2 separate regions of the Mus musculus genome follow, and region 1 is linked to region 2. A link is a loop called in an ENCODE intact Hi-C map of the cell type or tissue named here. Cell type or tissue: heart. All regions are shown on one strand. Each heading gives the region's core, and the rest is flanking DNA. Links, peaks and the distances in the headings are about the cores only. Region 1 has its middle 44 kb from the start of Platr21. Region 2 holds the start of Trap1a (tumor rejection antigen P1A).

Evidence for each region. A loop is a pair of places that touch in the nucleus more often than their neighbours do. Peaks named below come from ENCODE experiments on the same cell type or tissue, not always from the same donor. Only the 100,000 strongest peaks of a DNase experiment are listed, where the experiment ranks them.
Region 1: it touches region 2 in a loop (21-fold over the local background); 4 of 42 quality-filtered maps call a loop at or near these places.

Annotation. Positions count from the first base shown.
Region 1 is chrX:139,399,153-139,402,067 of GRCm38, reverse strand. No RefSeq gene overlaps it. Among named protein-coding and RNA genes, the nearest start is that of Platr21, 44 kb to the right of the region's middle. In heart, for the core only: no CTCF peak of the experiment used is centred there; no DNase peak of the experiment used is centred there.
Region 2 is chrX:139,331,188-139,334,102 of GRCm38, reverse strand. Trap1a (tumor rejection antigen P1A) reads right to left here and starts at 420. Exons shown (of 3, transcript NM_011635.2): 1 at 1-420. The coding sequence starts at 149. All of the region lies in intron 3 of Platr21 (pluripotency associated transcript 21), which reads left to right. In heart, for the core only: no CTCF peak of the experiment used is centred there; no DNase peak of the experiment used is centred there.

The DNA.
Region 1 (2,915 bases), core at 236-2,735, 68 kb before region 2:
ATGGAGTAAGTAGACCTATTTAGAAAGGTTCTTTAGAGCAAATCTTATCTGTATTGTCAGGAAACTAGCAGTCTGCTTCACAGGAGTCAGGAGCGGCTCGATCCATTTGAAAGCACTTCATGGATATACTAGTAGTCCAGTTTGGTAGAGTCAGGATAGGAAACACAAATAGGCAGAGGAGGCACTACCTATCAGAGACAGCCAGGCTTCAGTCTTAGCATAAGTCAGCAGGGGGCAGCCAGAGGAACTCCAGGGGAAGTTCTCAGCTGTGCCTCTCTCTGGGAAGCTAAGATCAACTAAGATGCTTGACCAACAAGTGTTGCCCAGCTAGCTCTATAGGCAAGCCTAGCTCAGGCTCTGTCACTGTCCGTCAAGTCCTGTTTATACTCCCTCCAAACAGTGCATGCCCTCCACAGGACTTGCCTCAGCATGTGCATCCGTCTCAGCTGACATCACTTGGCCCATCAGCCTGAGTCCAGGAAAGCAGCAAAAAACCTGCCGCACACCACCAGAAGTTTTTGGGTGTGTTTCTCTCCATGGAGTCCTGACAAATGCAGCTCAACTACTGCAATGTAAGGGGGAACCAATTAGTGCAGAATCCTTGAGTTTCCACTTCAGAGAGAGGAGAGGGACAAAAAAAGTGGAGAACAGAGATCACAAAGGGGGTGATTATTGGCAATGTAAAGGAGGAAAGATCATTCTTTTGTGTAATCCATTACTAACTAATAATGATCAATGGATGTCCAGGAGACTAAAAGGTCTCTTGTGCTGCTGCACTATAGAGCGACTATAGATAACAACAATATACTGTCTATTTAATAATCAAGTATATTTAAGGTTTCACCAGAAGCAAATCAGAAAATCTTAAAGAATTAGACATAATTATACATTTGACTTTGGCTTTTTTGGTGTTCTTATTTGAAACTGGAGCCCTTGAATAGAACTCCCTCCAACCAAAGTTAAAACATAGCATGCGTGCGCACACTGCAATGGTGGCAAGCCTTTCTGTCACAGTCCCCTGGAGACTACTTCTGTACAGACTTTTGCCACCTACTCTCCCGCCTTCTGCAATCCCCTGACCTGTGGGTTTCTCCTGCTGTGTCCACCTAGTATTACGGTTCTATCCTATGTGGCTTGTGTGGCGAAACTGGTAGAGGTGAAGGACAAGACTGGACCACGAATCCCTGATGCCTCTGGAGTAGCAGGCCAGCGTATTCAGCTTCATGATTTTTGCCGAATGGTGGCCATGAACAGTTTTAATACGGTTTTAGGAAGATCATATGCCCCAGTACAGGGGAATGCCAGGGCCAGGAAGCGGGAGTGGGTGGGTTGGAGAGCAGGGTAGTGGGAGGGTATAGGGGGCTTTGGGGATAGCATTTGAAATGTAAATGAAGAAAATATTGTTAACACATGCAAATGGCCATTCTCTTTCCAGTGTGAAGTTTGGGGGTTGCTAATACTATATTATGTGTTTGCATGTTAAAAGCCTGTGTCCCTCCTGCTTCAAGCTGTCCCTAGGGGACTTGGGGGAAACAAGCTAGTCCCCATATTGAAACACTTTACAGCAGATTCACTGCAATTAGCGAATCAAAAGACCATGTGGCCTTCCAAGGAACTTAACCACCTGAGTATATCAGTCACTCACTGAGGGTGTGTCTTGAGCATGACTATTTTCAACCAATGAGCTTAGAGTTCTTGAGCCCGCCTTTGGTCACTTGCAGTTTCCGCCAACTATCACAGCATTTCCGGTATTCTCATCTTTTCCAACTCCAGGTGAGGGCGTAGTCTCAGAAGTTCTTTTTGTATTCCCTGCGCAGGCTCTGTTGCCCAGAAAACTTCCATTTTGAAATGAGGCCCCCACCTCTGCCCTTCCCAGCGTACTCTGAGCCAACACCATGCCCCACAATCCTCTGCGCTGGGTTAGAGAAGGGCGCGGCTCTTCTGTGACCTGCTGCTACTGCTGTTGGCTTCAGCTTTAGTGCAACTTAGCACAACCCCTGCTGCACCACTAGCTGACTGTGTTCCTTGTGACATGGCCTACACCAGCGATCAAGACTGGGCTGTAGGTGGCTTGTGCAGCGGAGTGAGTAGTGATGGAGACTTGAACCTGAGTGAAGAATACCTCATAATAGTTCTGTTTTCTCTTGAATGGCTTGTCTTTGTAGGGTTTCTAGGTTTCCTGACATGCCAATTAGTCTTGAAAAACATGTGGAAAAAAGAAGAAGGGCAGGAGGTGGATGACCTTGCCATGTTGCAGAAGCCCCCACCCATCAATGAAAATCTGCAGCAGGAAGATGAGGTAAAGGAACATGAATTGCATGACTATGCAGAAGATGACAGATTTGAGTTCAATTTCAATGAGGACTTCTGTGTGGACTTGGACTTCAGGGACTACTTGACCAAAGAGGACAGCAAGGAGGAGGAGGAAGAGGAGGAGGAAAAAGAGGAGGACGAAGATGACAATGATGACGACTACGAGGATTATGTCTACGATGACGATGACGACGGTGACGACTTCGACGATTCTGCAAGTGTCAGTGAGTTATGGTGATGTTTTGTTTCCCATTCTAGATTGATAAAATTTATTATTTGTTATCTGATAAAAGGAACTTAATTTTTAAAATTATGGTTAAGCACTACAAGTTTCTTGTGGTAGGCAGGCACTACTCCGGGACATAAAGCCATGCAGAATTGCTCATGGGATGGGAATGGGAAGATGTCTCACGGTAGAGGGAATCCCAGGCTCCTATATAGGACCTTACACATGGGGCAGCATCAGAGAAGGCATGACAGTGGGCAGCCTAGACTGAGGAGGGTTTGGGGGGAAGACTTCTGCAGATGGCTGGAATCTAGCTAATCCAGGTGTGTGCAGCTGCAGGGTAAGAGTGGCTCGCAATTCCTCTACCCCTGTTCCT
Region 2 (2,915 bases), core at 99-2,598:
AAACTTGTTGTGACAACAGCGAAGACCAGCCACCCTAGATAAGGCAGAATTTCTTCCAGGGAGTACCGGTGCAATAAATTGCACCTATTCCCATCACCGTCACCACCTGAGCCACTGTGGGCTTTGTCTGGCTTCTTGTTATCAGACATGGCACAAAGGGTACCAGCAGGAAGCCGAGCTAAGTTAAGATAAGAGTAGAGTCGCAAGCTAGCGGCTTACTTCTTCGACCAGCTCAGTGCAATGGCGTTGACACAATGCATGCTGGGAGAGCAAAGGGGGGGGGTCCTCCCTCCTTCCTCCGGAAGAGTTCTATACGGAAGACTTCTATAAGGAAGACTTCTAAACTCAGCACAGCACGAGGTGGGAGGGGGGAGGGAGGGTGTAGTAAACTCTGGACTACTTTTTTACGTGAAAGGGTACAAATTCACAAGCTAGAGCTGTAGGCGGAACTTGCAAAACTTCCTACCCAAGGCTCACAAACCCCCCACGAGAACAGTAAGCTCATTGGCTGAGGGATGAATATCGCAGAACTCAGACACCCAATGAGTGATCAGGATCTTCACACATCTAGCGTCTTTGGGAGTCCCGGGTTCTTTTCATTCTCCTGTGGTAACGGAACTGTCTTACAGTGTACAGTGTTACAGCATAGCCGATTATTTGGTACAGAGATCGGCGTGTTTTGCATAGTTTCTTAGGGACAACTTGTAACAAACCGTACACAGGCTTTTAACATGAGAAACATAGCAATATGTTATAAGCGATCTCCAAACTTCACACCCGAGAGAGAATGGCCATTCGTAAGGATTAACAGTACTAAAACTGTTCGTGGGAGCCAGGCGTGGTGGCGCACTTAATCCCAGCACTCGGGAGGCAGAGGCAGGTGGATTTCTGAGTTCGAGGCCAGCCTGGTCTACAGAGTGAGTTCCAGGACAGCCAGGGATATACAGAGAAACCCTGTCTCGAAAAACAAACAAACAAACAAACAAACAAACAAAACCAAACAAACAAAACCAAACAAACAAAAAAACTGTTCGTGGCCACCATTCTGCAAAAATCATGAAGACTAATACGCTAGTCTGCTACTCCAGAGGAACCAGGGCTGCTGCAAGTGATTTGTGGTCCAGTTTCATCCTTCACCTCCATCAGTTTCGGCACACAAGCCACATAGGATAGAACCGTAATAGTGGACAAAGCAGGAGAAACCCACAGGTCAGGGGATTGCAGGAGGCGCGAGAGGGGTGGCAAAAGTCTGTACAGAAGTAGTCTCCAGGGGACTGTGACAGAAAGGCTTGCCACCATTGCAGTGTGTGCGCGCGCATGCTATGTTTTAACTTTGGTTGAAGGGAGCTCTATTTAAGGGCTCCAGTTTCAAATAAGAACACTAAAAAAGCCAAAGTCAAATGTATAATTATGGACTATTTTTCTTCCGGGACACAAATAGCCTTGAATTTGAGAGTTTGTTTTTACTGTACATTATTAATGACGTACTATGTTTAGTATGGTACATATGTACATGTTTTACATGGTCTAGATTGTGTGTGTTTGTGTGTGTGTGTGTGTGTGTGTGTGTGTGTGTGTGTGTGTGTGTGTGTGTGTCTTTTTAGGAGAATCCTGAAACCAGAAAGGGAAACATGACATGGTTGACTTTTTTTTTTTTTTTTTTTTTTTGGTTTTTCGAGACAGGCTTTCTCTGTGTAGCTCTGGTTGTCCTGGAACTCACTCTGTAGATCAGGCTGGCCTCGAACTCAGAAATCCGCCTGCCTCTGCCTCCCGAGTGCTGGGATTTAAAGGCGTGCGCCACCACTGCCCGGCTGACAAAATCTTTTTTTTTTTTTTTTTATGTCGCTTTGTTTTTTTTGGAACAGGGTTTCTTAGAACAGCGTTGACTCTTCTGAAACTGAAGTCGGTAGAACATGTGTGTCTTGAACTCACACATATCTGCTTGCCTCTTACTCCCAAGTGTTGGGATTAAAGGCATGCCCTATCCCCAACTCCCATGTGGGTGTCAAAATCTTAAACAGGGGAAAGTGAGAATCTGTATGACATGAAAACAGAAGTGGGCAAGTGAAGAAATAGGGAGGGCATAGAAGAAGGTAAATGGGGCCTCGGGGGTGTAAAGTCAGGGAGGAAGACCAATATGGTCAAAGGATGAATGGAAAACACTTAATGTACTTCATTTCAAACCTAAGATAAAAGAGTGGTGGTGGTGTAGTCCTTTAATCCCGGAGCGCAGGAGGCAGAGGCATGTGAATCTCTGAGCACTAGGGCAACCTGGTCTATAGAGGGAGTTCCAGGACTCCTGAGGCTACACAGATAAACCTGTCTCAGGAAAAGAAATTAATAATAACAACAACAGCAACAATAATGTAAAGTGAAAGCCAGGAAAACAGTACTTGGAGTTGCTTGGCATATCTTTCAGGGGAAAAAGTGCAGAGAAGAGAGCCGGATGCCAGGGTAATCCTGGAATGTTGCTTACCAGACAATCTCTGAGGAGATTTGATACTTGGAGGGACCCACATCTGAGTTTGCACTTAAATTGTTGTCTCTTTTATTTATCTCCATTATGCTAATAGCATTCTGAGTTTTCCTTTGCATATTTTAAGCTCAGCTGTTCTCCTCCTCCTCCCCCCTCCCAACTGTTGGAATTACAAGCATGCACACTTTCCAAGGCTAGACTTGTTGACTTTTTAAATGTATAAATGCATTTATTATGTTATCACAAGTGGGGTAAATTTTAAAAATAGAATTTGTCAAAGCAGAGGAAGAGTATATTTACACGTTGCTCCAAATATCATATCTTTTGTATGCAGGACCGTTATTAAGTTTTTCACTTTTGAAGTTTGGTTACTTAAGAGTTATTAGTTTCCTTCTGACTGCCACAAATGGGAATATGTTGTATTTTTTTTTATTCTTCA